Linked DNA regions of Homo sapiens: region 1 is linked to region 2. A link is a loop called in an ENCODE intact Hi-C map of the cell type or tissue named here. Cell type or tissue: pancreas. All regions are shown on one strand. Links, peaks and the distances in the headings refer to the core of each region. The heading gives the core; the rest is flanking DNA. Region 1 overlaps TMEM87A (transmembrane protein 87A). Region 2 holds the start of PLA2G4F (phospholipase A2 group IVF).

Region 1 (11,797 bases), core at 1,814-9,813, 64 kb before region 2:
AACAGCTACGGCTCTGTAAGGGCAGAGCAAGTGCCAAATCCCTTATTTTTGTATCTGCTTCTCATTCTGAAAATTGAGCCGGGTGCAGTGGCTCATGCCTGTAACCCCAGCACTTTGGGAGGCTGAGATGGGCAGATTGCTTTAAGCTCAGGAGTTTGAGACCAGCCTGGGCAACATGGCGAAGCCCTATCTCTACAAAAAATACAAAAATTCATCAGGCATTGTGGCTTGCACCTGTAGTCCCAGCTGCTCGGGAGCCTGAGGCAGGAGAATTGCTTGAGCCCTGGAAGCGGAGGTTGCAGTGAGCCGAGATCGCACCGCTGCACTCCAGCCTGAGTGACAGAGTGAGACCCTGTCTCAAAAAGAAAAGAACATTGAACGTGAGAGCAGATACCATTTTTAGTAGTCACCAATTCCCCTCCTGTTTTTCTCTGGCAACTTCTACTTGAGAATAATGTTCTGAAAATGGAGAGTCATTGCTTTTGGAAGCAAACCATATGAGCTTCTCAACCAATTGTAAGGTCCTCTTAATTCAGGATAGTGCAGGCAACTGATGGCAGGTTCCTTAAGATGGCATGAGGGGACTGAGTGTAGATCTCTGGGAGATTATAGGCACGAGTATAATTATGACCCTCAACTAGATTTGCTGGACAGATGAGAACAGAGCTACCCACCTTAAAGGGAGAGAGAAGATGATGTTAACTCTTTGTCCCTTGCCTGTTACTCATGTTCACTTTATCTTCTGCCATTTCTCTATTTATTTTCTGTCTTTTTTTTTTGTTTCTCTAGAAAGCCTCTTCCTTTCTCTTTTTTATATTTTTTCTCTTGTGATTTTGTACATTCTTACTTTATTCTGGTTCTGTCTTCTCTTTAATGTCTCATTGAAAATGATGACTTCCGGCCAGGTATGGTGGCTCGTGCCTGTAATGCCAGCACTTTGGGAGGCCAAGGCAGGAGGATCAGTTGAGGTCAGGAGTTTAAGACCAGCCTGAGCAACATAGCGAGACCTTATCTCTACAAAAAAATTTAAAAATTAGCCAGGCATGGTGGCACATGCCTGTAGTCCCAGCTGCTTGGGAGGCTGAGGTGGGAGGATCGCTTGAGCTTCAGTGGTCAAGGCTGCAGTGAGCCGTGATTGTGCCACTGCACTCTAGCCTGGGCTAGACCTTGCCTCACAAAAAAAAAAGGAAAAGAAAATAAAATGATGACTTTCTTATTCATCTTGAGGTGTTTGTGAGATTAAGTGAGAATAAGAGAGCTATAAGGCCTCTGAGAGATCTATAAGTTTATTGGCATGACCCCAGATCCTTAAAGAAACCTGAAAACTAATTGGCTAGCTTACTGTTTTTTCCTGAATGTTGAATTCCTTGACCTGCAAACACATATTTATTAGCCTGACTCAAACAATGAAGCTATTAAAACTTCGGAGGAACATTGTAAAACTCTCTTTGTATCGGCATTTCACCAACACGCTTATTTTGGCAGTGGCAGGTAAGTCTGGGACTTTCTTCTTGGAGTTCAAATGTGATCTGTTTAGAATGGACATTCTTAACCTGAAAGGCCATGGGTGGACATAGAAAGTTTTGTATATTTCACTTGGAAAAGGGTTCTTAGCTCTTGTCAAATTCTCAGAAGGATCTGTGGTTTTTAAAAAGTTGAGAACCATTTATTTTATGTACAGTAGCTGGAAATCAACCTCATATTTCAGCTCTTCATTTATCCCTCTTCTATTTGCATTCTTTCTTGAGGCATTCTTTTTCTTGAGGTTAGTTAGCTTAAGTGCCAGAGAGTACTCCTTTTAGAAGACATTACCACATGTTTGTTTAGTTTTATTAAATAGTTGTAGAATTTTAGGGTGCATTGCTATTATAGTGGTTTTACATATGTCAGCAAGCATATGTAAAAAATTGACATTAGGTGGACTGTAACCAAACTAGGCTAATTTGCCTACCTCCTGACCCTTGTACCAGGAATAGTGAGGTCTGATTTATGATTGGAACTAGCTCTTCTGTTTGTGTTACAGTCGTTTTATCAGCCATTTTTTTTCATCTGACCAGCCAAAGAAAAATTAGCATTACTATACTAAGGATAAAAGGAGAAAAAAATTATATTGATAATGCTGGAAAGAGCTATATTTCCAATACCTTATTTTCCAACCACACTGGTTACTGATGTAGCCAGATGGCAAATAACATTATTACCAAATTATTCTTTAAATAGAGAAAGGATTGGCCAGAGTATGTATCATGAGCCTTGCTGATAGCAGGTATACAGTCCTTTTGTATTGAATACATTTGTTAAAATAACTGATAGAGTTGTGATGTATTTGGGGGTTCGGGGTGTGTGGGATTCCACTTAACCGGAAATGGGGGAATGTAATTGGGGATGTAAACCAGCATTCATACTCTGACCTGGTTTTTCATTTACTGTTAGCATCCATTGTGTTTATCATCTGGACAACCATGAAGTTCAGAATAGTGACATGTCAGTCGGTGAGTTATAAGCACATTTATGAATAATGTACTGTCTTATAAACAACTGATGGTGTTGATGACAGTGGTAAGGTTCTTCTAAGTTATATACCTTATAAAAAATTAGAGCTAGGTCTCTACTCTGAGGGTTGTGATACTTCCCTCCTCCTAAGTATTCTGTACTATCATGGTGCTTGGTATAGTAGTTTTTTGTTTGTTTTTTCTGACTGTATTCTCCCAGTTTTGGGAGAGAATTTTGTAAGTTATAACTACAGTGTGCTATAACCCAGTCTTATTTTAACTAAAAATCTTAAGAAGTCCAGAGTACTAAATATTAAGTACCATATGTGTAAATAATACTAATCTGAATAGAAGCCACATCCTTAAGATCTGAGCTCAACGACTGTGACAGTAGGATTTCTTCAGAAGCAGCTAAGGCTCTTATTTTGTTCAATAAATAATGAAAATGAAAATTATAAAGTATACCAACCTAATGTAACTTTCTCTTACACTGTATAAGGTAACTTTCTCTTAACCCTGTATAAAACCCTTTCTTAAAGCTTCTCAGAGGGATGATGAAGCTTTGACAAATACTCTGTTCCGTTGATGCATTTTCTTTAACAACAGTAAGCACTACAAGGGCAAAAACTACATTCATTCACTTTGTTTCCCCACACTTACCACAGTACTGAGCACGTAGCAGGCTCTTAGTAAACATAACTTGAATGAACAAATAAGTGATTTTTGTTCTATGCCAAAGGCTTTATGAACAAGGGGTTAAGATAATGTGTATAAATGTTGTACTTCTCCCCTGTATTGTAGGACTGGCGGGAGCTGTGGGTAGACGATGCCATCTGGCGCTTGCTGTTCTCCATGATCCTCTTTGTCATCATGGTTCTCTGGCGACCATCTGCAAACAACCAGAGGTTCTTGGACTCTTCTGTTTACTCTGCTAACATGAGATGACCATGTCATCAATTAGGGGTGGTGCATTGGGGGACAGTATCAGGGCTGTGTCATATAGTGGAAGGAACACTGGGCCTGGAATCAGAAGAACTGGGTTCCTATCTCAGCTCTCCTCTTAACTTCATGATTTTTGGCATGCAGCCTCTCCACCTCTCTGGCCTTAGTTTCCTTTCTATATACTGAGGGGGAATTAAACCCAGCAACATGAAGTTCCTTTCAGCTCTGACATTTTGTGATAAATACACAGGCATACTATGGAAATAAATTGCAAGTTTGGTTTCAGACCATCACGATAAAGCAGATATTGAGTTACATACATATTTTGTTTTTTCCAGTGCATATCAAAGTTATGTTTACACTATTCTGTAGTCTACTATGTGTGCAATAGCATTATGTCTAAAAAATATATGCACGTTAATTTAAAAACACTTTATTGCCAAAAAAAAAAAAAAAATACCGACACAGGGGCTGGGCGTGGTGGCTCACGCCTGTAATTCCAGCACTTTGGGAGGCCAAGGCAGTTGGATCACCTGAGGTCAGGAGTTCGAGACCAGCCTGACCACCGTGGCGGAACCCCGTCTCTACTAAAAATACAAAAATTAACTGAGTGTGGAGGTGGATGCCTGTAATCCCAGCTACTTGGGCAACTGAGGCAGGAGAATCGCTTGAACCTGGGAGGCAGAGGTTGCACTGAGCCGAGATCATGCCACTGCACAGCATAGGTGACAGAGCGAGACTCCCTCTCAAAAAAAAAATGCTGACACACAAAGTGAGCACATTACTGTTGGAAAATGGCACCAATAGACTTCCTTGACATAGGGTTGCTGCAAAATCTGGGAAGCACAGTAAAATGAAGCACCATAAAACCAAGTATAACTGTAAGTATTTGTATAGTAAACAAGGGAGATAGATATATAATCTATTGTGTCAACCAGGCACGGTGGCTCATGCCTGTAATCCCAGCACTTTGGGAGGCCAAGGTGGGCAGATCACATGAATCCAGGAGTTTGAGCCAACATGGTTTCGGCCAACATGGCAAAACCCCACCTCTACTAAAAATACAAAAATTAACCGAGCATGGCAGTGCACACCTCTAATCCCAGCTACTCGGGAGGCTGAGGCACAAGAATCGCTTGAACCCGGAGACAGAGGTTGCAGTGAGGCGAGATGGCGCCACTGCACTCCATCCTGGGTGACAGAGTGAGACTGTCTCAAAGAAAACAGAAGATATAATTGTATCACTTACACTGAGTCTCTCCTGTCTAGTGTCTAGAAGGAAAGAAAATTTCTGTAACCAGCAGCCCAGCTCACTTTGTAATGATAGAAAGGGTAAAATTAAAACTTACATAACCAACTTTGAAATTAAAAATGTATGTGTAAATCTGATTTGTCCAACTATAGGCAAATTTCAGTCATTTAGGAACTGCCTAGCTTTATTTTGTGATTATGCCTTCCCCCCCCCCCCATTTGCATTTAGACGGTTAAGAGCTTATATTAAACACCCATACCACCAAAGAAGGAAAAGGGTAGCATGATATAAATGACTAATTTTATAACCAGACCCAATGAAAGATTGAAATAGAAAATAGGTGAAATCCTTTTACTCCATGAAAATGGCCTTGCTGTCATTTCAAACTATGCACTTTATATGTGTTTATCAAAAAAAGTCAGAATAGAGAAAAGTAATGAAAGAAAATAAAGGAGATCTGAAATCACACTATTGAGAAAGAACTTTTACATTCTGGAGACCCTTCTTTTATATCCGTCTGTTGATCTACTGGTTACTCACTAGCTATATTTGTATTTAAATATTTTCCCTTCCTCAGTCATTAAAAAATTTTTGCGTTACCTTCCCTCTTCTTTTTTTCCCCCTTTTCTTTTAAAACATTGCCCCCTTTCTCTGTGACTTCAGTGTTAACTGCATATTATAATGTGTCTTTTCCCTGTTCATGTATGGAATCTTACATTACTCTTGTGACAGTACATTGTGGAGATTCCTTCCAGTGTAACAGGTTTAACTGAACTCATTCATTTTCATGGATAGCATAAATATGGGACATGTGTAGTACAGTTAAATTAACATATTCTCTTATTAATGGGCATTTGGGATATTTCCAGTTTGAGGTGTGTCAGGGTCCTCAAGACCATCCTGATGTTCAGTGATTTACTAGAAGGCCTCATGGGATGCAGCGTACAGTTATACTCACAGTTAAGGTGTATTACAACAAAATGGTGATAGCAGGTAGAGTCTGGGGAAATCTGTATTTTCTTTCCTGGTGTTCGGTCTCTCTTCTGAGGAAGTACATCAAGTCAGTTCTTTTCCCCAGCAACAAAAATGTAGTAACACATTGTTTCTGTCTGGGAAAGCCCATTAATGTTCAGCACTCAAGATTTTTATTGGGCAGTGTTACCTCCTCCCAGCCAAATATGTGACAGTATGCACAGACTATTGCCAATGTGGGAAACCCATTTGAGCTTTCAATGTCCAGAGTTTTTACTGGGGCTCAATCACATACTGTCTCTGTTGCTGACTTTTAGTTTCCAACCCCTCCTGGCAGTCATGCTAATACCATTTCCTCTGGAGGTCAGAGCTGATATGGCATGGCCCAAAGCCCCTATCATAAACCATACTGTTACACTGTCAGCCAAAGTCCCCAGGCAAATAAAGACAGGACATGTTATGGGTGTCGGGATCACCTCACATTAGTCAATGAAGGTTAGGTTCTCACTACACACTGGCACATGCTCAAGAAATATTTAATGAGTGGGCTTGGATTTGCTAGGTTGAAGGATATGTGTAGATTGTAATTTTTAAAGTATTTCCAGATTACGTTCCCAAAAAAAACCTGAAAGAAATTGCATATTTAACAACAATGGTATGAGAGAGGTTTTTTCTTCTTCCCTTGTTTTATGTCCCATCATTTTATTTAATTTCTGCAGATTTGGTGGATGAGAATTAATATTGTTACTTTTTGCATTTAAGGTTGGATCTTTAGCTTATTTTTTATTGGCTTATTGATCATTGTCTCTGTCCATTTTCAGCTGCTATAACAAACTACCACAGACTGTTTGTTTATAATGAACAGAAATTTGTTGGCTCGCAGTGTCAGCATCTGGTGAGGGCCTTCTTACTGGGTCGTCACATGACAGAAGGTGGAAGGGCAAAAGGGAGAGCCCACTCCAGAAAACCCTTTATGTAACAGCATTAATTCATTCATGAGGGTGGAGCCCTCATGACCTAAATGCCTTCCATTAGGCCCAACTCCCAACACTGTCACCCTGGGAATTAGGTTTCAACATGAGTTTTGGAGGGGACAGACATTCAGACTGTAACAATCACTTATGTATTGATTCGTAGGAATTTATTTATTTTGAGATGGGGTCTCGCTCTGAAGCCAAGGCTGGAGTGTAGTGGAGCAACCTTGGCCCACTACAACCTCCACCTCCTGGGCTCAAATGATCCTCCCACCTCAGCCTCCTGAGTAGCTGGGACCACCGGTGTGCACCACCACACTGGGCTAATCTTTGTATTTTTTGTAGAGATGGGGTTTTGCCATGTTGCCCAGGCTTGTTATAAACTCCTGAGCTCAAGCGATCTGCCTGCCTTGGCCTCCCAAAACGCTGGGATTACAGGCGTGAGCCACCATACCAGGCCCAATTTGTAGGAATTTCTGATATATTTTGTATGCCAATATTTTGTTTGTTCTAAGTATTGCATATATTTTCTGCCAGTTAATAATCTTATGATTTTTATGCTGTTTTTAATCATACAAAATCTCAGAAATATGGAGTAGTTTTTCCCTTCAAGGATTGTACATTTTGCATCTTATTTTGACAAATTCTTATCTAGCCTAAGGTGATTTCAAAAAATTATTCTCTAATGACTTTTTAAAAATTTCACAATCAGGCCGGGCGCTATGGCTCATGCCTGTAATCCCAGCACTTTGGGAGGCTGAGGCGGGTGGACAACCTGAGGTCAGGAGTTCGAGACCAGCCGGACCAACATGATGAAACCTCATCTCTACTAAAAATAACAACAATTAGCCAGGCGTGGTGGCAGGCGCCTGTCATCCCAGCTACTTGGGAGGCTGAGACAGCAGAATTGCTTGAACCCGGGAGGCGGAGGTTGCAGCGAGCTGAGATCATGCCGTTGCACTCCAGCCTGGGCAACAAGAGAGAAACTCTGTCTCAAAAAAAAAAAAAATCACAATCAAGATGTTCATCCACCAAGAATTACTTGATTCTAGGCTCTCTACTCTCTTCTGTTCTGCTCCTGCATCAGTAGCACACTGTCTGAATTACCCTAGGCTTCTGATAAACTGTGGTATCTGGAGGGCCTGAACCCCTAATCATATTTATAAGTGCAGGCTCAGCTGCATACTACCTGGCTCTTTTAAAAATAGCCTTTGGGCCAGGCACCGTGGTTCATGCCTATAATCCCAGCACTTTGGGAGGCTGAAGCGGACAGATCACCTGAGGTCAGGAGTTCGAGACCAGTTTGACCAACTAGAAAAACCCCGTCTCTACTAAAAATACCAAATTAGTTGGGCATGATGGCACATGCCTGTAATCCCAGCTATTTGGGAGACTGAGGCAGGAGTGCTTGAACCCCAGGAGGGGGAGGTTGCTGTGAGCTGAGATCGCGCCATTGCACTCCAGTCTGGACAACGAGTGAAACTCTTTCTCAAAAAAAACAACCAAAAAAACATTTGGCCAGGCGTGATGGCTCACACCTGTCATTCCAGCACTTTGGGAGGTCTGGCCGGGAGGATTGCTTGAGCCCAGGAGTTTGAGACCAGCCCTGGCAATATAGCAAGATCCCATTTCTACAAAAAAAATTGTTTTAGGTTAGCTGGGCATGGTAGTGCATGCCTGTAATCCCAGCTACTTGGGAGGCTGAGGTGGGAGGATCACTTGAACCTGGGATGTCGAGGCTGCAGTGAGCCGTGGTCATACCACTGCACTGCAGCCTGGACAACAGAGCAAGACCCTGTCTCAAAAAAATTTTTTAAAAGCCTTTGGTGTTGAATTTTTGCCCTTTATTTTTAAAATTTTTTTATTTTAGATGGGGTCTTGCTATGTTGCCTAGGCTAGACTCAAACTTCTGGGCTCAAGGGATCCTCCTACCTCAGCCTCCTCAGTAGCTGAGACTACTGGTACATGTCACTACACCCAGCTTTTGTTTTTTAATAAAAATTTTAGATTGCTTAATTCTAGGAAAACCTATTAAGATTTTGATTGGAACTTAATTGAATTAATAAATTAGGGAGATTATATATATATTTTTGATAATTCCTTGAGTATGGCATCTCTCCATTTTTTAGTCTTTGAATTACGTTTTGTAACTTCTGATTTAAATTTGTGACTCTTACGAATGCAACTTTTAAAAATATATACAGCTTTTCCAAATATGTAGGAATGCTGTTGCCTTTTCCTCTGTCTCTCTCTCTCTCTGTCTCTCTCTCTCTGTCTCTCTCTCTCTCTCTCTCTCTCTGTCTCTGTCTCTCCTTTCTTTTCTTGACGGAGTCTCGCTGTGTCGCCCAGGCTGGAGTGCAGTGGTGCAATCTTGGCTCACTGCAACTTCTGTTCCCCGGGGTCAAGGGATTCTCATCAGTTGATGGACAAAGTTGTTTTCGGCCAGGCGCGGTGGCTCACACCTTTAATCCCAGCACTTTGGGAGGCCGTGGCGGGCGGCTGAGGCAGGCGGATCACCTGAGGCTGTCTCAGCCTCCCAAGTAGCTGGAATTACAGGCGTGCACCTCCACGCCCAGCTAATTTTTGTATTTTTAATAAAAAAATGCAAAAAATTGGCCAGGCATCGTGGCGGGCGCCTGTACTCCCAGCTATTCGGGAAGCTGAGGCAGGAGAATGGTGTGAACCCGGGAGGCGGAGCTTGCAGTGAGGTGAGATCATGCCACTGCACTCCAGCCTGGGCGACAGAGCGAGACTCCGTCTCAAAAAATAAATAAATAAATAAATAATAAAACAAATAAATAAAAGCTAAAGCATTCTAGGAATTACATGTCTGGGAGCTGCTTTGCTGAATCTCTTGGAAGTTGTTAAGGAAAGGCATCTGAGATATACCAGATCAGACCTTCATCTTCTGAGCTTCCCACTTGTAAACTGAAATTAAATTACCTGGAATAGGCCTCCCTTCTCTTAACTCCCAATTTGAAGGCTGCGATTTTAAATTAGATGAGAATTTACTTAACTCTATTTGATACATATCCTTATGAATGAACATTTGTTGACTGTCTACTGAATGTGACAGGTATTGTTCTAAGCACTTTATTTGTAACGACTTACTTTTACAAAACACCCCTATGAGTAATGTTCTATTGTCCCCTTATTTACAGTTGAGGAAACTGGGTACAGAGAGATTAAGTAACTAGTCTGATGTCACAGGTAGTATTCAGCTGAGCCTGCACTCATAAATATGATACTGTCCTGCTTCTCCCTTGCTAATATAGGCAATAAAGAGCTTTCTGAAGGGGAAGAAATATTATTATTAAACTGATTTAATGAATTACTATAATTGCAGTTTCAATAATTAGTTTTGTAAAATGCAACTGGTATAGCAGTTTTTGAAGTTTTCTAATTTTTTCCTTCTGTTCACTTTGGTTCTGTTAGGTTTGCCTTTTCACCATTGTCTGAGGAAGAGGAGGAGGATGAACAAAAGGAGCCTATGCTGAAAGAAAGCTTTGGTAATAATAAAATTCACCTCTTATTAGTACTTTAAATATTATTTTTCTGTAAGTACATTGTTTATTATTTTATAACTGTGTTGTTCCTATATTTGGTGTGGGATGAAGTCAGGGTTAAGAAAATAAGGGTGTGAATCTTAAGATGAAGGCATGGTAAATTCAGTAAGTAATTGCACATTAAGTATCCATTTTACTTGCTAGAAGTGAGCTAAAAATTTTGCTTTGAACTTCCCAGCTTACATATAAAGATGGAGAAGCATCTGTTGTATACTTCACAAGTATTAGGAAGCTTAAAATAAAACTATGATAAGTAACTTTGGGGCTTTTAATTTAAAAAAAGAAAAAGTTCTGAATCCGTTTTGCCAACATTGTTGGTCTGTTCACAAAGTTAAACAGTGTATATTTATTTTCTTCTACAGAAGGAATGAAAATGAGAAGTACCAAACAAGAACCCAATGGAAATAGTAAAGTTAACAAAGCAGTAAGTATGACTTTTCCATTTGTCTTTGTTCTTTGTCCCATCTTCCAACCCTTAGTAGAACTACTAGAAGAAAACAGGAGGAAAATTCTGTGACATTGGTCTTGGCAATGATTTTTTTTTGTATATGACCCCAAAAGCACAGGGAACAAAGCAAAAATAGAGAAGTGAGAGTACATCAAACTATAAAGCTTCTGCCCAGCAAAGGAAACAATTAACGAAGTGAAAAGACAACCTACAGAGTGGGAGAAAACATTTGCAAACATTGCATCTGTTAAGGGGTTAATACCCAATTTATATAAGGAACTCAGTAGCAAGAAAACGAATAGCCCAGTTTAAAAATGGGCAATGGACCTGAATATACATTTCTTAACATAACACCTACAAATGGCCAACAAGTATATGAAAAAATTTTTATCATTACTAATCCTCAGGGAAATGCAAATGAAAACCACAGTGAGATAACACCTCACACCTGTTTGAATGGCATTTATCAAAATGAAGAAATAACAAGTGTTGGCAAGGACATGGAAAAAAGGGAACCCTTGTACTCTGTTGATAGGAATGTGAGTTAGTATAGCCATTATGGAAAATAGTATGGAGCTTCCTCAAAATTAAAAATAGAACTACCTTATGATCCAGGATTCATGTCACTGGGTATATACCTAAAGGAAATGAAATCAGTATGTTAAAGAGATACTTGCACTGTCATGTTCATTGCAGCATTAATCACAGTAGCCAAGATACAGAATCAACCTGCATGTCCATCAGTAGATGAATGGATAAGGAAAATGTGTATTTTGATATACAATGGAATACTATTTAGATTCAGAAGAGAAGGAAATCTTGTCATTCGCAACAGCGTGAAGAAGCCTGGAAGATACTATGTTAAGCAAAATAAGCCAGGCACAGAAAGACAAATACCACATGATCTCACTTACGTCGAATCTAAAAAAGTTGAATTCCTAGAAGCAGAGGGTTGAGTGCTGGTTACCAGGGGCTATGGGAGAACTGGGGAGATGTTGGTCAAAGGGATTTTTAAAAATGTTTTTAAAAATTAAAATATTTGACTTTTCTGTCAGCAGTCCCATTTGTGAATGTATGACTACAGAATTATGAAAGACAAGTTTTAAGACCTTCATGTCCTTACTTGAGATGTATTATGTGGTGCATTTTAG
Region 2 (11,797 bases), core at 2,188-10,187:
AAATCTCCCGTGGGGAAAAGGCTCATGACCTTGTTCTTGGGCTTGGTGGCCAGCTCTGCAGGTGCTCGTGGACCAGTCCAAGAAAGCCAACTCCCCTCTGAAAGGCCACGAGAGGACAGTGCAGTATCTGCAGCATCTGGGTAAGTCCGCCTTTTGAAAGGGGTGGGAAAGCGCTCCTGTTCAAATGACCTGGTCTCCCTCTGTTTCTGTTTCTGGTTGGTTGCTCCCCTCCCTCCCGTGCTCGTGTTCACTCAATTTCATTCCTCCAAATGGCATAAAAGTCCCTCGGTGGTTGGCCTGTGACAGCCCCCTGGTATGGAGCCAGCCCAGTAGGGCTAACAACCCCAAGTGGCTCATGCTTGAGCTGTCTTTTCAGGAAAATGAATTCTGGGGCAACCTGCCCACCTGCCTTCCCAGTGCCACAGGCAAGATGGGCCTCAACTGCTGACAAGTCCTGCTTTTCCTTCTAGGCACAGAAAACCTGCATTTGATTTTCTCCTACTCAGTGTGGGTGCTGAGAGACTTCCCAGAAGATGGCCTGAAGGTGAGCCACAGGAGTCCCTTGGATTTATCTGGTAAACACTTGGTTCTGATTGCACTTGAGACAGCAGTGGATGGAGAGGAGGGTGGATTCATGCATCTGTCTTCATTGGTGCATGAAGAAAGGGTGGACTGGGAAGCGCGAGCCAGCACTGTAGTTGGTAGAGAGAGCCTTACACAGGCATGAGGAGGCCTGTGCCTCGTCTGACATGCTGACTGCCTACAGATGCCTTCTCGTACCCTTGCCCTCCTAAAGTCTGTTTGATCCCTGCGCTCACATGCGTGTGTGTTTGCTGGAACTGCAGTCAGATGGTTCTGCTGCTGGAACTCGGGTTCATTCTAACAGATATTTACTGAAGATCTCCCGGAAGTGGAGTCTCTGCCACGTGATCGAGTCCTCGGCTTCTTAATAGAGAATTTTAAGGGTCTGGCTATTCCTTATCTGGTAAGGTATTTTTTGGTCTGCACTAAAAAGCTTTAAACCCAGGATCCAGGACTGCGTGGTTCTGTTATCGGGCTGTTCAGATTTGGGATTTATGTCACTTGGGGATTGGAAGGATGAGGGTTATTTCAGCTTCCTCTGAAGAAAAAGATCCCAGTAGACCAAGCTGGAAATGCTACCTACCAAATCTAGGTAAACTACAGAGGGATAAAAGAATAATGTTTTAGAAAAAAAAATTCCAAAGCCACATTTGGAAAAAAAATTCCAAAGCGAAACTCAAAAGTGACCACAGGACAATCAAATAGGCTTAAGTACCAGGATGCAGATATTTAACCACAATTACATGAGTCGCTATGAGAGTTTGGAGGATTATGGGACAAAATTAGTAAAATGGAGTTTAGTAATTGAGAAGATGGCTCCTCACGTTACTGGGTCGCATTGTGAAACTTCCTGGTGGCTTTAGACGAGCTGTCTCTTAGTCATCTTTGCAGCCCGATTAGGGGATAATCTGGATGGGACCTGTTGGGCCTTAAAAATGTGAGGGAGGCTGGGAGACCAGGTCACAGCCTGGAGAATACCAGTGACAAAGACCTACATCTTGCCTCAGGAACACATCATCCATGTTTGGGAGGAGACAGGCTCTCGGTTCCACAACTGCCTGATCCAGCTATACTGTGAGAAGGTGCAAGGTCTGATGAAGGAGTATCTCCTGTCCTTCCCTGCAGGTACCAGTTCTTTTAGGAAGCCGGTTGGCCCCAGGCCTTAGAGGAGAGCACAGACCCAGGTGCCACGTGTGGTGGGGGTAAGCAGGCCACCCTATTCTCTGCCCAGGTGCGCAGAAGTTCTGAAGAGGAGCCAGGGGAGCTAAGTGACACAAGCCTGGCACATGAGACTCAGGAGCTCTTGTCTAGGTCCTGGCATCTCTGAGTGTCTCAGAGTCATCCCTCGGGGAGGGTGGAAGGAACAGACCTGTCTGCAAGATGACAGCTATACTGATAAGAAACAGGTTTGCCCACAGAGTATTTCTCTATTCAGCTTATTTTTTTAACCGTAAGCTGATGTTTTGGGGCCACATGGAGACTATGAACTAAAAGAAGTTAGCATGGAAGCCACCCTGGAGGCCCTTTCTGGTCATGTGGTGACATCCTTGAACCCCATTCCCTTCATTTTTCTTGATGACCCTACATTGCCACCTGGCAGTGTCCTTTCATTTTGAGCTTGGTTTCCCTTAAAGGCAAAACCCCAGTCCCAGCTGGAGAGGAAGAGGGTGAGCTGGGAGAATACCGGCAAAAGCTCCTCATGTTCTTGGAGATTTCCAGCTACTATGATCCAGGCCGGCTCATCTGTGATTTTCCCTTTGATGGTGAGTGTCTGGCTTAGGGCCAGAAGCCACTTCAGCGAAGGTCATGCAAAGACTAATCCACCCCTTTAATTGTTCCCCAACTCTCCACAAAAGTTGGGCCTGGAAAAACCAGGCATTTCAGGCCAGTGCTCCTGTTTTGTCCTCTCTGAAGACTCACTTTTGTACCGTGACTGAGAAAAGTCTCCTTCCTGGGTATGAACCACATGCTAATTGATAGCCAGGTTGCAACCTGTTTTTTGCTTCAGAACATGTTCTTGGCCAAGTTCATTGTTCAGCAGTTTTTGTAATCTGGCATAATTTGTCTTTATGAGAGCTGAGAGCAAGCATTTGCTCATCTTACCTGAACCACCTAGCATGTTGTAGGTGGTTGTTAAGTACTTGGCTGCTGAATGAATATTCTTACCCAGTTTATATGTGACCTCAAAAAAGATGGGATAAAGTACTTCCTAAAATAGCTCCCTCCCCCTTTTTTAAACTTCAGTTATTTTCTCCTTGAAGAAAAACCCAAGCAATAAGAATCCTATTGTCTTCCCTTTATATTGCCTCGTGTCCACTCCTCTGACAGCATAGCCCCCACCTTGTGCTTGCGTGATGGCGGCAGTGGTTCCTCATATTCCTTTTCCTCCTAGGCCTCTTAGAAGAACGAGCTCTCCTGTTGGGGCGCATGGGGAAACATGAACAAGCTCTTTTCATTTATGTCCACATCTTGAAGGATACAAGGATGGCTGAGGAGTAAGTTTGCCCCAACATCCCACCTCCTAAGCAGTCTAAAAGCAGGCCCTGCAGAGAGATGAGAGTTAAGAAGGCCATCTCCCCATACTCCACTGCGGGAGCAAGAATCGCCTCCGTCCTGGCCCGCAGTTTTGGCTGTGGTTAGGCTGCTCGAGCAGGCTGCACGCACAGCCTCTCATTTAGATGTGCCCCCCTCACACCACCTGCTCTCACCACTCTCTCCCTTGCAGGTACTGCCACAAACACTATGACCGAAACAAAGATGGCAACAAAGATGTGAGTAGTGACCCTGACCCAGGGAGCACGTGTGCATACCTCTCCCCGTTGGTTTGACCAGAGGTGGCAATAATATGAGTGGCAGAATAAGACAGGGCACGAGTCAGGGCTCTGATTGATCTTGCATGTGTGTATTGAGGGACAGCAGGGGACCATTCATCCTGGTGTGCTTGGGGTAGTTCTGGCGTATATCTTTGTTATCCCTGTGATTAATAGCACTCCTGTCTCTTTACTCTCTTGATTTGTGTCATAAATTATGAGGTCTGCCTGTCGAGCGGGAACCCGTCATGGTTCTGATGTACTATATCTTGAATACACATTGACTTTTCAATGTCTGGAGACATTTTTGATTGTTGTGACTGAGGACAGGGGTGCTTCCAGAATCCAGGGGGTAGAGGCCAGAGATGCTGCTAAACAATGCACAGGACAGCCCCCAAACCAGGAATCATCTGGCCCCGAATGCGCACTGAGGTTGCGAAAGCCTGTGGTACTGGCACCAGTAGGCAATGCAGCATCTCACCTTAGGATATCCCCACCTGCAAAAATGTGACGGAGTCTCAGCTTTTAAAGCCAAAGGAAATGAGGAATCTTTTTGAATTGTTTTACAGTGGTAGCATTTTGTAAATGGCATAATGGTAAACGAATACAAGGCATTTGGTTTTTTCTCTCAGGGAAAAAGCAATCCTTAATTAACATCTTCAGTTGCCTGTTTGACCTTACCAATTTACAAGGTGAAAATGACCAGTTTTACATGCTCAGTGATAGCTGTTACTGTAGGCGAGCCCCTCGAATCGTTAGGCATGCTCAGTGCTGGGGGTTCTGGGAGGGTTGCTGCCAGCCTGACGTAGCTCATGTCTCTCTGAGACAGGTGTATCTGTCCCTGCTTCGGATGTACCTGTCGCCCCCCAGCATTCACTGCCTGGGGCCAATCAAGCTGGAACTACTGGAGCCAAAAGCCAACCTCCAGGCCGCTCTGCAGGTCCTCGAGCTACACCACAGCAAACTGGACACCACCAAGGTCAGGAGTTGTTCCTAGGGAGATGGAGGGTGTTTGCAGGGAGCACCGAATGAGAAGAGGAAATGTGGAAAGGGACTAGGGTCCAAGAGCTCCACGGCTGCAGACATTTCTTCATTCTCACTCCTGTTCACCTCACCCAGTCCCTATCTCTGTTCCTGTCCCTAGGCCCTCAACCTTCTGCCAGCAAACACTCAGATCAATGACATACGCATCTTCCTGGAAAAGGTCTTGGAAGAAAATGCACAAAAGAAACGGTTCAATCAAGTGCTCAAGAACCTTCTCCATGCAGAATTCCTGAGGGTAGGTATGGGCCTTCCAAACTCTAGGGTGGGCTTTTAACTTTTAGTATGAGACAATGTCCACATGTTCCCTTCTGACCAAGGCAGAGCCTGTACAGTGCAGCTCAAGCTGATCCAGTAGCCAGCTTGACATTGAATTGCCAATGTTCTAAGCAGAAGAATCTGTGACGACTGAAAGAGGACACAGTTGCTGGCCTCTGCCTCCTGTTTCTGGGTGCCACACTGTAGAACTTCTTCCTCAATCCCCCTGTTCTTCCAGGTCCAGGAAGAGCGGATTTTACACCAGCAGGTGAAGTGCATCATCACAGAGGAGAAGGTGTGCATGGTGTGTAAGAAGAAGATTGGGAACAGGTGAGCCTCCTTCACACCTGTGTGGCATCTGGGCTTTGTGGAGGTTCCCAGGGGTGGAGAACGCTCAGGATGGATTTCTGCCCTTTAACAGAGAAGGAGAACATGGCTGCTGGCTGTCCTGACAACTTTTAGTTCTTGAGCCTTCAGAGAGCAGCCTGTTCTATCTGTTGGGAGTGGGCTTCGAGAATTTAAAGACCTGCAATGTATGGTATGGAGCTGTTGGATTCTTGTCCATAAAACTCTTCCCCTCTTGAAGCTAGAACCTGATATAGTGGGTGCCCAAGAGATGTAGGTCTGCAGAAAGTTCTTATAAGGAAGATCCAGTGAAGGAAGAAAAAGATCTTTCAAGCTACTGCATTGTGACTCAAGTAGGATCCTGAGCCAGACTCATACTGTGTTAAGACATATACTCTAGTTAGTCCCCTTTTCTTCAAAGGAGAGTGATTTGTCTCTTATGTAGCTGGAAAAATATTTTTCTTTAGAAAGACAAACTCGCCGTCCTTTTCAGAATTAGCCTGAAACCTGTTCTGATGAACATTGTTGGCTCTCAGGAAGCCAGGGCTGAGCTTTGGGCTGGTGCACTGCCCATCTTTAATATGCCTTGTGTTTTGCATAATAAAAAAATACCCCATGCACTCTTAACTGTGTGCACCTCATCCTCTGTTTGGTTATTTGACAGAGATGATGGCTACAGAAATCCAGAGCCCCTCAGGCAGGCTGTTCTTTGAGGTTTGGGTGGGCTGCTTTTGGAATGGCCCCCCAGCAATGTGCCTCTTCTGTAGGAGGTGCCGCTGCCAGAGAAGTGGTCACTTAGAAGCAGTCCTCACTCCCAAGCCATTTTCTTCCCTGCAGTGCATTTGCAAGATACCCCAATGGAGTGGTCGTCCATTACTTCTGTTCCAAAGAGGTAAACCCAGCTGACACTTGAGCCCAGCATCCTGGGGATCCAGCGGATGGACAGCTTGGCTCTCCCAGAGAGGTGAAGGAGCACCTGGCCTTAGGAATCCTGGCTGCCACCACCACAAGGCTCCCCATTTGGACATTACTGGCTATCTTGTGCCCTGGAACAACTCTGAATTAATTAGACTCATGGTCTGGCATTGCCAGCTTTTTAATGGGAAAAGAGATTAGTTATACCTTATACCATTATGTTGTGGGCAATTCCAGAGAATTCAGTACCTGCTTGGTCAGGAGGATGTGCACCATCTTGCCTTTGCACACCAGTCACCTGAACAAGGAAACTTGTCACAAGTGTTTGTAACCATGGGGTTGTTCATCAAGGGCTTTTCTATTAAGTACATGACTTCACAAGGACCGCTCAGCATGGCTCACTGGAGAGTTCCATGAGAGAACAGCACTCAAGCTTCTGGCCGCATGGACCCGATGGCTCGCATTCTGTGTAGTGTTTTACGTCTCCATGGTAACTGTGCCCTGCACCCCTCGGTAGCCGCCCTGTTAGTTTTCAGTCTCCTTTTCTTTCTCACCATTTATCACTTCCCTCACTGCCCTACCCAGGCTTTCTCTCCCACTTCCCTGACTCTGGGAATAACTAATATTTAAGCAAGGTAAGATGAGAAGCAAGGGGTCTCAGTTCTAGGAATACAGTGCTAGTTGATTGTCAGGTATGTTGTAAATAGACCCTCTTTGGCCATACACTCCATGCCTAGATGCCTCGGAGAGCATCATTCTCTGCCTAGGCAAGGCCCTGCATCCCTTGCCTCAGGCCGGGCTGAGTGTGACTGCAGCTCCTGAGGATGGGCCTGCCCTGTCTGGGGTATGCGTGATCCCTAGATACATGTTCCCACAGAGGTGCCTGCTCCGTCTTCGCTCACCAGACACTCAGGCAGGCTGGCTTAGTCTTTGTGCGTGGCGATTTTGTGCTCTGGGCCCTTTCTCTTTTTCCAGCCAGTTTCCATTCACTTGCCTTACAGCCTGCCCTGGCCGTCACTCCCCAGCTTTGTTCAGCAATGGTGTGGTTGGAGAGTTGTGCTGGGATAGCGCAGGAAGGTGGGTCCCGGCAACACGCAGGGGATGAGTGGACCTGGAACTGACAATGGCGTGCTGCCAAGTGTTCCTGAGAGGTGTTTAGGCACAGCAGAGGGGACGCGGGGGGCAAGAACAGCAGGACGCTGGTTTAAAAATAACTCACCGCCAAACCTGTGGAGCAGTGTGGGGCATCCTGCCAGAGGTGCACAGGCTGGAGTTTCAGGCACTGCAGGCTGATGACACACAGGGAGAGTGGCCCTGCCTCCTGTCCTCCCCGGGGTTTTTGCAGACTCGAAGTCTCACTGCACCAGTGTCTTTGATGGTGGTGAGGGTGGGTGATGGTGCCCAGCACCAACAGTTTTAGTGGCCTGTCCTTGACCTGCCGTGGTCCTTTGTAAACTATGGCTCCATGCTGTGTGACAGATCAACGTGCTGATGGTAAGTAGACTAGGCTTCCCCAGGCATGCCGTCCGTGGGGGCCTGAAGAGACAGTGAGTGCCATTGGCCCCATTCGCAGATGTGGGAGACTCTGCTCAGGCCTGTGAGGCTGGGCAGCCCTTCACCAGAGTTCGGAGGAGCAGTGTGTGGCGCCACGTCCCGACTGGCCATACCCACACAGAAGCAGTGCTGCCCGGGGCCTCATCTGGGCCAGCTTGGACTCTGCTTCCTCCAGGAGCAGCAGGGAAGCTCTGGGCCACCTCCCTGGATAGCAGGAACTTGACCTGCCATGTGTGCCCTGCCTTCCTGGCCAGCTGTGCTTGTTATCTTCCATTCTCACAAACTGTCTTTGAAGCAATAGAATAAAGAATGTGTGTTTTCTTTCCTGGTATACATACATGATCCCATGCTCCCAAGCTCCATTCTTCCTTCCCTCAACTCTCTGCCCTCCACAGAGCTATGGAGAAGGCTGGAGATGAAAGCTTTGTAGTGAGGACTGATAAAGATCTCATCACTGCTCCTTATAATAAACCTAATAAAGCAAGAAACCAAGCCTATCTGGGTCTCTTATTTCTCCCTCCCGTGGAGTTTGATGAAAATAACAATGAAAAGATAGTAGTTTAGCAAAGAACTTAGAAGAATAAGCCAATTAGTGACCAAGAAAAAATGAATATAATACTTGCATTACAAATGCCACGTGGTACAGCCAGTGTGGTCATGGCTGATGAGTCAGCAGCACAGATACGGAACACATCCATCATTACAGAATTCTGCGGGACACACTGGCGTCTGGGAGATCCAAGTGTTTTCCCCCATCATGTAGTAGCACCTGGTGCCTCTTCCTGCAGCCCATGATGAAGGAATTGGGATGGAGGGACGCAGAGGTGTTTGGGAAGTGGAGAAGTGTTGGTTCACTTTGGCCAACTCCAAAGAGAAAATGTAGTCCTTGTTGTCTCTGTCCCATCTGGCACTAGGGGCAATGACTTTATTGTGCAGTGGGGCCGATGACTTCCAGAAGAGGATGGTACAGCCAGAAAGACACATCAGTCAGGAGCTAGAGCCCCAGCCTGGTTCTGCCCCCAGCTAGCTCTGTGCCCTCTCCTCTTGTATGGATCCGCAGGTCCCCTGCATACATTCACAGCTATCACCAACTGCCAGACTCTCATTTCTTAGAGCCCAGGCCAAGTCTTGGCTTCACAATCCAAATAAAGCAGAAACAGGCCCTTCTTTGGGGCCTGGTCACTGGCAGTCACACATTCCTTTTTTGGGGGGAGTTTCTGGTCTGAACTTGCCCATTCGGTTCATTTTGGAGTTGAATCACATCTTTTTTGGATGTTGTATTTTTCAGCCTGTGACTCTAGGCCTTGGGAAGAGTGGAGATGACTGAATCTTAGTTGAGGGACAGAAATTCTCTCCCTCCCACAGTTCACGGCCCCCGAGATCCTCACTCTTCCTGGAGACTGTGCCTGTCTCAGCCACCTTGATGGTTGTGGTCCACAGAAGAGCGAACATCACATCCATCTGCAGCCTAAGGCCTACGATGGCCAAAGAGAATGCTAAAGCCTGTATATCTGGTCGCTGAAGGATACGTAGACTTGTTGTTTGGCCTGTCCTTATTTATAACCCCCTGCCCATATGCCTGTCTGTACCTGGACACTGTACACTGACCCAGGAAGCGAGCCTGGGCCAAAGCCACAGGGAGTCATGAGACTGAATTTCTCCAGGATGTGGATGGGCCCGCCTCACCTCTGTCACCTTTGCGTTTCTGGGCCTAGCACAGGTCTGGCACCCACCAGGCTCTTGGTGTTTGGCGAATTAATGAGGGTGGTCAGGAGAGATTAAAAACATCTTTGATGAGTTCATGTCCTTTGTAGGGACATGGATGAAGCTGGAAACCATCATTCTGAGCAAACTATCGCAAGGACAGAAAACCAAACACCACATGTTCTCACTCATAGGTGGGAATTGAACAATGAGAACACTTAGACACAGGGCGGGGAACATCACACACCGGGGCATGTCGGGGGGCAGGGGGCATGGGGGAGGGATAGCATTAGGAGAAATACCTAATGTAAATGACGAGTTAATGGGTGCAGCACACCAATATGGCACATGTATACACATGTAACAAACCTGCACGTTGTGCACATGTACCGTAGAACTTAAAGTATAATTAGAAAATATATATAAAGAGAGAAACATCTTTGATCCCAGATGAAACACTGAAGCAGAGATTTCTAGGCTTCAGCTTAAGAGCCGCAGGGAAGGTGGGACTTGAAGGGTGGCTAGTTTCAGGCCTTTTCCACAGCTGGAGGAGACTCTTCCCTGATTTGCACTTGCCAGCTGGTCTCTGGGCCAGCTGTGCCAGCTTCACCTAGAGGTCTTGTTGGAAATAGCTCCGGTGTCTATTTTTCACAAACAGCCCAGTGATAACCAGGGCGCTGGGTTTGGGAACAAGAGTGCTAACCAGAGACCCCAAGAGTCTCTTGGAGAGGGACTGAGCTGCCTCCTGCCTGGGGAAATTAAGCTCCAGTCACTTCCTGGAGCATGTCAAACTCCACCTCCAGCAGGCCATCCAGCCTGAGTTCTCTGCAGAGCAGGCAGCTCCACCCTCCCAACTCAGTGCTGCCTGTCACACCTGAGCCAGCAGTTTGTGCAACCAGAGGAGCGCAGGCAGGGTTCCCTGCTGGGGCCCGGGCTGCCCAGCCATGCTTTGGGCACTCTGGCCAAGGTGGCTGGCAGACAAGATGCTGCCCCTCCTGGGGGCAGTGCTGCTTCAGAAGAGAGAGAAGAGGGGCCCTCTGTGGAGGCACTGGCGGGTAACGTACCTGAGATTACCTGGGAAACCCGGACTGGGGGAGTCCTGGGAGCTGCAGTGCCCTGTGAAGACTGAGACCAGCCCCAGCCCTGGGTTTTGAGTTGGGGTGGGACCTGTTTATTCTAGATGACCTGGCAGAGCTTAAATTAGACCTTGGCTCTTAAAAATAGCTCCCTCCGATTAGGAAATGGAGGGTTAGTTCACTTGACACTTGTCTGGGGTGGGTTGGCTTTCACCAAGGATGCGCGAGCCTGGCTGTAGAGTCCACGGAGCTGGTGGGGTTGTGAGGGGAGAGTTTCCCTCCCAGTAGGCAGCATGCTGATGTTATCTCTCCTAAGCCCAGCTGCAATCTGCTCGGTGACTCGTCAGACCGGTACCGGCCGGCCGGTGACTCTCGGCTTCCGCTCACCTGCTCGCTGCCTCCTAGACGGTCTTTGAGCCTCTGTCAGGGAGCAAGCAAGGGAGGGGGTGTCACAGTTTTCTCTTTTAATATTTAATCTTCTCAAGCACAACATTAGCACAGCTCTCACAGCTGCTCCCAAGCTAGAGTGGGGGCGCGAGCGTCTGAGGGGAGCTGCAGGTGTGTGGTGCGTGACAGCCATCGTTAGTTCAGTGAGTCCGTGCTGGATTTAGATTTGAACCCAGACCGGATGGGTTCCAGGGTCCAGACACATCACGAAGGTGCTGAACTCCCAATGCCTGGGACCCGCCAAGGTCTCCCTGCTCCCCGGCACAGAGACGTCAGTGACCCTATGCCAGGTTGCTGCTCCATGATGGGACGAGGGGAACAATGGGGCGAGGGACCAGGCTCACACTAGCTGACTGAGTCCCTGGAGTTCTGTTATTGCAGCGGGAAACCTACCCATACTATGACCTCCAGGTGAAGGTGCTGAGGGCCACAAACATCCGGGGCACAGACCTGCGTGAGTGACCCCATCTCCATCCTTCTCTCTGTCCTTTCCCTGCGGCTTCCTCAGAGCTCAGCTCAGGCTGGCTAACAGAGAGTGTGTGTGTGTAAGAGTATACATGGGTGAGTACAAGTGAGAGTGCATGTGTGTATACATGTGTGAGTATACGTGTAGGCATCTGTGCAAGTATGTGTGAGTGCAAGTGTGAGTACATGTGTATACGTGTGTGTGAGTGCGTGTATATGTGGTGTAAACATGTGAGTGCGAGTGTGTGGGAACACGAGTGTGTATATACATGCGTGCAAGTGTGAGCGAGTGTGTGAGTGCAAATGTGACTGCGAGTGTGTATACACATGTAGGAGTGTGTGAGTGCAAGTGTGAGTGGAAGTGTATATATGTGAGTGCGAGTGTGTGTGAACGTGAGTGTGTATGTGTGTATACGTGTGTGCGTGTTGTGTATGTGTGTCTGTATACATGACAGTGAGTGCCAGTGTGTGTGACTGAGTACGAGTGTGTGTATATACGTGTGTGTGTGCCAGTGTGAGAGTACTACACATGTGTGCGTGCATGAGTGCAAGAGTGTGTGTGTGAGTGCAAGAGTAGGTGGAGGGACTGGTGCTGACCAT

Evidence for each region. Peaks named below come from ENCODE experiments on the same cell type or tissue, not always from the same donor. Only the 100,000 strongest peaks of a DNase experiment are listed, where the experiment ranks them.
Region 1: it touches region 2 in a loop (2.7-fold over the local background); 2 of 110 quality-filtered maps call a loop at or near these places.

What each region holds. Positions count from the first base shown.
Region 1 is chr15:42,218,406-42,230,202 of GRCh38, reverse strand. TMEM87A (transmembrane protein 87A) reads left to right here. Exons shown (of 20, transcript NM_015497.5): 13 at 1,383-1,491; 14 at 2,434-2,492; 15 at 3,294-3,397; 16 at 10,068-10,141; 17 at 10,561-10,622. The region is part of intron 2 of VPS39-DT (VPS39 divergent transcript); the gene reads right to left. Among named protein-coding and RNA genes, the nearest start is that of VPS39-DT, 16 kb to the right of the region's middle. In pancreas, for the core only: no CTCF peak of the experiment used is centred there; no DNase peak of the experiment used is centred there.
Region 2 is chr15:42,154,906-42,166,702 of GRCh38, reverse strand. PLA2G4F (phospholipase A2 group IVF) reads left to right here and starts at 10,067. Exons shown (of 20, transcript NM_213600.4): 1 at 10,067-10,264; 2 at 11,114-11,186. The coding sequence starts at 10,154. It overlaps VPS39 (VPS39 subunit of HOPS complex), which reads left to right. Exons shown (of 25, transcript NM_015289.5): 15 at 54-140; 16 at 471-544; 17 at 887-985; 18 at 1,590-1,707; 19 at 2,217-2,345; 20 at 2,975-3,077; 21 at 3,308-3,353; 22 at 4,222-4,371; 23 at 4,537-4,671; 24 at 4,930-5,021; 25 at 5,874-8,002. The coding sequence ends at 5,949. RefSeq lists enhancers at 6,837-7,336, 9,627-10,342. In pancreas, for the core only: no CTCF peak of the experiment used is centred there; DNase peaks (open chromatin) are centred at 7,132 and 10,082; H3K27ac peaks cover 656 bases.